3 separate regions of the Homo sapiens genome follow, and all the other regions are linked to region 2. A link is a contact called in ENCODE Hi-C or POLR2A ChIA-PET data. All regions are on one chromosome and are shown on one strand. Each heading gives the region's core, a stretch centred on a gene start or an enhancer-like site at or near the end of the contact. The rest is flanking DNA. Distances are from core to core; before and after follow the strand shown.

What was found. Hi-C counts contacts between places; a loop is a spot of excess contacts on that map. ChIA-PET counts read pairs that join two places held with the same protein, here RNA polymerase II (POLR2A). Pooled maps may share reads with other maps.
Region 1: a pooled map shows a loop between it and region 2 (5-fold over the local background). The contact joins the promoter of LINC01085 here to the enhancer-like site in region 2. A Hi-C loop is called at or near these places in 1 of 50 pooled maps. POLR2A ChIA-PET finds 5 or more read pairs at or near these places in 2 of 52 experiments (AG04449 and BJ).
Region 3: a map of MCF 10A shows a loop between it and region 2 (11-fold over the local background). The contact joins two enhancer-like sites. A Hi-C loop is called at or near these places in 8 of 168 maps with a recorded cell type or tissue (Caco-2, Calu3, IMR-90 and 5 more) and 6 of 50 pooled maps. POLR2A ChIA-PET finds 5 or more read pairs at or near these places in 5 of 52 experiments (A549, AG04450, MCF 10A and 2 more).

Annotation. Positions count from the first base shown.
Region 1 is chr4:14,110,632-14,113,379 of GRCh38, reverse strand. LINC01085 (long intergenic non-protein coding RNA 1085) reads right to left here and starts at 1,412. Exons shown (of 3, transcript NR_033931.1): 1 at 1,203-1,412.
Region 2 is chr4:13,987,717-13,990,580 of GRCh38, reverse strand. No RefSeq gene overlaps it. Among named protein-coding and RNA genes, the nearest start is that of LINC01085, 120 kb to the left of the region's middle. Within about 2 kb of position 1,505, at least 7 of the 41 ENCODE cell types and tissues checked have a DNase peak (open chromatin) inside an H3K27ac peak, as active enhancers do; they include IMR-90, PC-9 and mammary epithelial cell, where a contact is called at or near this core.
Region 3 is chr4:13,890,932-13,893,631 of GRCh38, reverse strand. The region is part of intron 3 of LINC01182 (long intergenic non-protein coding RNA 1182); the gene reads right to left. The region is part of intron 3 of LOC107986182 (a long non-coding RNA gene); the gene reads right to left. Among named protein-coding and RNA genes, the nearest start is that of LINC01085, 220 kb to the left of the region's middle. RefSeq lists an enhancer at 636-1,835. Within about 2 kb of position 1,436, at least 5 of the 41 ENCODE cell types and tissues checked have a DNase peak (open chromatin) inside an H3K27ac peak, as active enhancers do; they include IMR-90, PC-9 and mammary epithelial cell, where a contact is called at or near this core.

The DNA of each region.
Region 1 (2,748 bases), core at 163-2,662, 120 kb before region 2:
ACCAAGAAAAAAAGGCATGAGAACAAGATATGATCACCCTCAATCTCTGCCAGTGCAAGCCACAGTACCATTGTGGGAGCAGAAACTGTAACCCTCTGAGCATACTGTTGGGTGTCCAGCACTGCATCAGAGTGAGCTACTATTCCTTTACAGAAAAGAAAAGACACTCAAACCGCCCCCCCACCACCTTTATTTATTTATTTATTTATTTTACAATGAATGAGTGGTCTCTTGGAAACTCTCCCATGTCTACTTCAAATGTGCTGTTTGAAATGTTGAATATAAATCATTGTACTATAAAGACATACACACATATGTTTATTGCAGTGCTATTTACAATAGCAAAGACAGGGAACCAACCCAAATGCCCATTAATGATAGACTGGATAAGGAAAATGTGGCACATATATACCATAGAATACTATGCAGCCATAAAAAGGAATGAGATCATGTCCTTTGCAGGGACATGGATGAAACTGGAAGCCATCATCCTCAGCAAACTAACACAGGAACAGAAAACCAAATGCCACATGTTCTCACTCATCAATGGGAGTTGAACAATGAGAACACATGGACACAGGGAGAGAAACAACACACACTGGGGCCTGTTGGGGGTGGGGGTTGAGGGGAGGGAACCTAGAGGATGGATCAGTAGGTGCAGCAAACCACCATGGCACACGTATACCTATGTAACAAAGCTCCACGTTCTGCATATGTATCCCGGAACTTCAAGTTAAAAAAAAAAAAAGAAAGAAAGAAAATGAAAAAAGAAATACTGAAGGCATGGGAAGACCATTACATATAGTTGCTACAGACTCAATTTCTGTTGACAGAAAAAAGAGACTTAGACAAAGGGCACTGGGCCAAACCTGAGGTAGAAAGAAAAGAGGTTTTCTGCCATCAGTGGGCATCATCATTTCACACTAAGGCCACCCCTCCACGATGAGTCTTGGAAAAAGTTTTTGTTTTATCTGACTGAGTTCTTTTTTTGTTTTCTACATAGGAAGAATCCCAGACAAACATGAAAATTCATTCCTTTCCTTGTTGCCTCCAGTGAAAAGAGATGGAGATGAGGGAGAAATTTACTGTTTACTCTTTTTTTTTTTTTAAGGTTTTTCCTATTTTCTTACTCCCCCCTGAGCAAAATACTCTGCAAATGGTCTCCAGGCTCTCAACAACAATACTCTGTTTCCATTTCTTACCGCATTTCCTTTCTTTCCCAGGACTCTTCTGACAGTGCCAAGTTGCACGCTGGGTTGTCATAGAATGTTCTGAAGTCGTGTAAAAGGAACTGGCACAAAGGAAAAAAAAAAAGAGTTTTTCTCCTACTCTGCTTAAATTAGTCGTTGCCTCCAGCAGCGATATCCATTTCCTTTCACTTTCCTGGTCTGGCTTCTTCTTCTTTTTCTTCTTCTTTTTTTTTTTTTTTTTTCCTGCAGATATTCTGATTTGAGCTCAGCACACACATTCACCCCAGAAGTTCCCAGGATGCCAATAAAGATCCTTGCCAGCAGATCTTATCATGTTCCTCTTGAAACGGTTTTGTCATTCTTTGGATGACTGTAGAACATCTAGTCTCATACATGCCTGTTTTTTTATTGGGTTTCTGCACAGTCACAACCCAATAATGCACAATGGTAAGATGCCCCAACTGACACAAAACTAAAGAGTCAAAATGCTCTCCGTTGTCAATTGCTGCTTAGCTCAGAGGCTGTTCCAAGATTTGCCTTGAGTTCAAAGAATTGACCCGAGGTGCATTTATCTTTGAAAATACATATTCTGTACAGCGCTTCTTCCTTTTGCCTGGGAAAGTCCTGGTTTGTGCCTATCACCCAGGAGTAATCATTTATAGCACCCATTTCATTCTCACAAGTGTCTCAGTTTGCACAGCAAGTTCCATAGTCAGCAAGGATACAGTATACATTGGAGACACAAAGATACAAAAGACAGTATCCTTGCCTTAGAAGAGCTCAGTCTTTTTAGAAAGACAGGTAAGTAGATGATTATAATATAAGAGCTAAGATAAAGATATGAATAGAGTTATATGACTTTGTCCCACTGTCTCTATGTCCCTTCTGTCCAGCACACTGTCCAGAACACAGAGGCGTTTGGTAATTTTATTGTTGCTGCTTTTGTTTTAACCAATCACAGTGTTCTTTCTATAGACAGAATTTTCCCAATAATGGGCCATTCTCCCTTTCTTCTGCTCCATCTTTTCTTGCTCCATTATTTTCTTCCATAACTCTTGAGTCTCCTGGACATATAACCTCAAAAAAAAAAAATAATCAAGAGCATGGACGAAAATCACAAGGGTAACAAACTGACATGCTAGCTCTGAGTCCCTCCTCAATCTTTGCATAAAAATCACAGGAGGTGCTGTTGCTGCCTCTTTCCACATGTTCTGTAGCCCTGAGTGCCAAGATACATCTGCCCCTGATGGCCCCAATTTGTAGTTTTTCCAGCTGTTTCTGCTTCTGCTGCCTTGGCTACTGGTAATATAGGCAGGTCTCGCTAATAGTACTTAAGATCAATACTGATGTTTTATCCAAATATGGTCAAGTTAATGCTAGGATTGAACTAATGGCTCCTGCTACCCCCAGGGAGGGCATGATCAGTGCCAAAATCACGGGCTATGGCCTCAGACTTCTGTGGCCATGCATAGGGCCCTTCTTGAGATGAGGGCAAGTGCTTCTCCACCCCAGTTATAACTCTTCTTATTCTCTGAAAAGGATGACTTCACTTATCATT
Region 2 (2,864 bases), core at 256-2,755:
GATGGACACTGATAAAGTATGCATTTATTAAGGCCACAAGAGTTGAAATTCAAACCCAGATTTGTCTGGATTTCAATCCCCTAAGAAACATGTAATTGGCAGCAGAGCACAATGAGCAAACAGCTAATGCCAATGCAACACACATGTGGAAAGACAAAATCTGTAATAGCCGGAGAGTATCTGTAGCCAAAACATGCAGAAAAGTAACAGGGTGAAAACTGGCTTGTCCAGGACAGAAGGGTTTCTCAGGGTGCAAAAATGTTAATGCTAATACCAGGGCATTCCAGGACAAACTGGGACAGTTAGTCACCCCACAGGTAAATGAGGGGCAGCTCCTGAAAGAGAATTTGTGTGAAGGTGAGAAATTTGACCTTCATCCTAGGAAAAAAAAGATGACTGATCTGGACAGATGATTGTTCTAGAAAGGAGAAGATATTAGGGAGAGAACACTGGATGCTGAGCGAATCATGGATTAGTGAGAAGAGTGGCTAGGAGGCTTGGAATAGAGGAGAAAGACGAAAAAGTAGACTAATGAAGCCAAATAAATTATACATTTCCCAAGTGAAATCTAATCAAGACAGAAGTTTGTATTTTACACTGACTAAATAGACTAAAATATTTTAGCATATAATGTAGTATTTACCTCGTATAAGCTGAATCGTGTCAACAATAAAAATATGTTGAGGTCCTAGTCCCCAGTACCTCAGATGCGACCATTTTTGGAAATTGGGCTGTTGCAGATGTAATTAGTTAAGATGAGCTCATGCCTAGTGCCCTTATAAGATGGCATGTGAAGACAGAGACACATGGGGAGATCTCCGTGTCACAACAAGAGCAGAGACTGGAGTTAAGCAGCTGCAAACCCAGGAATGCCAACGATTGCCAGCAAACCACCGGAAGCTAGAAAGAGGCAAGGAAAAACTCTCCTACAAGTTTCAGAGGGAGCGTGGCCCTGCCAATGCCTTGATTTAGGACCTCTGGCCTTGAGTACTGTGAGACATTTCATTTTTGTTGTCTTAAGATGCCCACTTTATGGTACTTTGTTACAGCTGCCCTAGGAAACTAACGCACTAGCCAAACTCTATCCAAACATGGTTTTATCACAAAAAGACAGGATGGAGCTAGCAATAATAGGAACACTGCTGAGAAACCTCTAGGAAGTAGGCATCAAGCCGAGTGCTTTCTTAGGAGTTTATGGGTGGGCTGTCTCAATGGTCCTCTAATAACCCAGGTCATCAGTAAGAAACAGAGACTCAGAAAGAGGCTGCAGCTCGCCCACTGCTACCCAGCTAGGAAGTGGCGACCCAGGGCTTAGACTCATGTCTCTCTGACTTCAGAAACAGATTATTCATTTCTCCACCCTTGGATTTCCTAAAAGGAGAGGCAAGGCAGCCAAGGCAGAAGGCCAGATAAAACTGAAAAGCCTGGCAGAGCTCTGAGCAATTCACAAACATGAGAAAACACAACCTTGAGGGCTCTGGGGTTGGGGTGGTGAGAGGACAGCTGGAAGAAAGGCTTCTTACCCCACAGCTCTGAGTCACGCAAATGTGATCCGCATCCATATCAGCAGGACTTGCTTCTCATCTTCCCTTTGGGCTCTACAGCTCAGGGGGAGGCAAATATCAAGCAATGCTCAGGGAGAATTGAGAGTAAGGAAATCTTTTCAGAAGCCTCTAGGGCCTTTACTTTCCTAAAGTTAATTACTTTCTGGATGAACATCTGATTAGAAATATCATTTGCAAGCCCCACCTGCCGCGGATGTCTCCTGTTTTCAAAGTGGATATTCAAAGAATGTTAAAATCCTAATATATATCTTCATCTCCCATGGAAAACAGAACAGTGATTATTTTGAGCCTCGGGAAGTTGGGATCCAGTCAAGGAATTCATCATTACCCTTATGCAATCTAGGAGATGGGGAACAGATCGGGTGAGAAATCTCAAAGGAAAACATGCCGCCTGCAAAATTAGCCTGAGTCATTGCTCCAAGTGAGAGGCTGTGTTGAAATCAGGAATAATTCTTTAAATTTCAACCCATGACCCTGACAATGAGATTGTTGTCTTTGGAAATGAACCAGTATGTCTTTGTCTGTGTGTGGCAGATGCACTTGCTGAAATATTCATATACAGTGGAAAGGCATAGGGTCGGCAGCCAGAAAACGAGGTTTTGGTCTCTCCTGTGTGACTTACGTAAGTCACATTCCTTTCTCAGTCTCAGTTTCCTCATCAATGAAATAAACTTTTTTATTCTGATGTGATTACCTCTTCCTGGCTACTCCTTCTCTGTTCCTCCCTCCCTCATCCCATTTCTCTTCCTTCTAAACTTCCCACTTCCTATTGCCATGATAATGAAAGAGTATAAGTCGAGTTGATGCATGGGCTTGGAAAAGACACTGGAAGGGGCTTTGCAATGCTACGCAGAGCTCTAGGTGAGTAAATGAAGGAAAAGACAAGGAGGTTAAAATTGTGTTATTGCAAAATGTATTCATTCATTTATCCAGTCATTCATTTCACTAGAAACCCATTATGTATCTCAGTCAAGCACTAGACCTTAAGGCTAAGAGAGTAAGAGTAAAATATCATTCCTGGCCACTAGGAACACACAGTCCTAGTAATAAGAGAGAGAAATGAGTCGCTAAAAATAATTGGATGTTATATACAAGAAAACACTCAAGGTACAATTGAAGCAGGTATTAGAGGAACTTATCCAGTCATTTTATGTGGTAGAAAGCTTCCCAGAGGAAGTAAATCTGGGGAAGAGAGTAGGACAGAGAATACTCTAGAAAGAAGGAACCCAGGACATAGGCAGAAGTTCAGGTAGTTAAGTACATCTGCAATTCAAAGCTCTAAGACATGTGGCAGAAGCA
Region 3 (2,700 bases), core at 187-2,686, 97 kb after region 2:
CATGAGACTCTATCATAAGAACAGCATAGGAGAAACTGCCCCCAGGATCCCATTACCTCCACCTGGTCTTGCCCTTTACACGTGGGAATTATGGGGATTATAATTCAAGATGAGATTTTGCGTGGGGACACAGCCAAACCATACGGGTGCTACTCTGGGCATCACAACTGGAAGACAGGCAAGAGCTGAGGATGCTAGGAGCAACTGTATCTGGTAATACTCATCTGCATTGTCATTCCTTTCTCATTCCACAAGTCTTCAATAGTGTTTTATAAACCACATTATAGAACATTAAAGGACAGACCTGACTTGTGTTTAAGGGAAAGCAATATGAAGAAAATCACAGCTATGAGGAAAGTCAGGCTTGAGGAAGCCAGAAGCAACCTGAAAATAGACTGTTTATTATAATTTATATGTTGAAATCTTTACCCTCCAGGTGATGATAGAATCCTCTCACCCTCTTTCTGCCATGCGAAGACACAGAGAGAAGCAAGCCATCTACAACCTGGAAGAAGACCCTCACCATAACCTGATGATGCTGTCACCCTGATTTGAGACTTCCAGTCCCCAGAATTGTGAGAAATAAGTTTCTGTTGTTTATAAGCCACCCAATTTACAGTACTTTGCTATAGCAACCTGTGTTTGACTAAGTGACAGAGACGATAAGGGCTGTGGGGTTTCTGAAGAGAGAGGGAATGCTCTGTGAGCTGGAGGAAACAGGGCAGATCCTGGCCACACACTGAGAACAAGTAGGATTCAGTTGCTAGTGGGAGAAAGCACTTTCCTGGTAGGAATCAGGGGTGAGCAAATGTGTCAATTTCATAACAAGTAAGTTCCATCTTTAAAGGCTATGTGATATGTTTTTACCAGTCAGTTTGGTAGCAAAGAAATTGTCTCCTTGTACAAATTTTGGAACCAATTTGCCAGCCAGAAGATGACCACATACTCTCTCTCTCTCTCTTTCTCTCTCTCTCTCTCTCTCTCTCTCACACACACACACACACACACACACACACAAACTTTCACAATCTTATGCTGTGTAGGTCTTGCTGTGTAGATGCTGAAAGAATTCCAAAATATGTCTGGCTCACTCTGAAGTTATTTTTCCTTCCCAGGCTTGAACACAAAATTGTGTTTTCATATTTCTTTCAATCCAAGTCCTGCGGATCTGCTTAATAAGATTCAGACTCATTCTTTCTGTCTCAGGAACTGAAGAAAGAGAAGTATCTGGGGTTGGCCCTGCTTGAATTCTCAGCAGACTTCACAATAAAAAAGTTCAAACATTATGGCCTCCAGTCATTTTCTAAAACAAACAAAACCAAAGCAAGCCTGGTAGGCTCTTTGATGACTTATATGACTAAAATCCTCTCTCTCTCATTTTTTCCCTCCCTCCTCCACATACTCTTCAAATGCATGTGAGTCATGCATATGCTTGGAACTCAATTGATGAGTCCCCGCACATCAGTGTGAAATGTCAGTAAGCAAATTAAGCAAAAGTTCTGGCTGGGGAGATAAGTCGAGGTGAAAAGCTGCAGGAGCTGCCTGCTCAGGTCTGGTTTCCTCAGAGGAGGGAGGGCTGGTAGGAGTCCAGGACCAGAGACAAGGCAGTTGTCAAGAACAAGGCTCATGGTCAAAATCAGGACACAGTCAGAGAAGATGCAGGAAGTTGGAGTAAAGCCAAAGCCATCAACCCTCACATGAGGCAAGCGGAGACTCAGTGGAGGAGGAGAATGCATGAGACCCATCCTGGGGTCTCATCTAGCTAAGGCGCCCATCCATACAACCTTCGCCATGTGATTCACTGATACCATATACCCCCAACCTCCTCCTGAGACTCCCCACCATGTCCTGGCCCTAACTAAGAATCAGCTCTTCCCTGGTAACCTGATTCCTTTGCAGTCCTCTCATGTGGAGTCAGCCTGTTCTCAATCTGTCCTTCCATGTTCCTCAGAGTTGCTCTCAGCATGCTGGCCCCCAGCACCAGTCCCAGCTGCCTATGTCAAAGCTTCTCTCCCTCTTGAGTCTCAGGTCCTCCAACTACACGGACCTCCACCCCGCCGCTGCTTTCCCTAACCACCACCTGATTAGTACTCACTCTCATGATAGTCTGATGATGACAGTGGTATCTGGTCCACAGTCTTCCCTTCATCCCATATCACCACCCCAGGTGACATCACGGTCATCTACAGTGGCCAACCTACACCATTTCCAGACTTCTCAGGGTCCTAGCTTCTCATCTCCCCTCTGCATGCAGCACTCACCATTCATCATTCAACAAATAGTTACCAGTACCTACTACTCACTGTGCTCTGAGCATGGTGCTGGGATACCCCTGCCCTCTAGAAGTGCATAGTTTAATGGGAGAGACAGTCACATAGGAGAGGGAAACATAGGAACTCGATCTGGTGGGAAGGATGTGGCAACAGGGCCCCATCCTGCAGAAAGGCAGGATCTACAATGTTGAGATGGTAGATAATCTACCTGGGCTGTATCAGGATCCCATCAGCAGTGGGGGGTAGAACAAGAGGGGTCTAACTCAAGTGGAAGGTAGGGGGAGGCTGGCATGAACTATGTCATGTCTCATAAATCCTTCTACATTAAGTTTTAAATGAGGAAAACCTGATTACCAACCAGAAATCAAGGCAGAAGTTCGATGATAAACATGGGAACTTACTCATCTTTATAGACTGGCATCTAGTG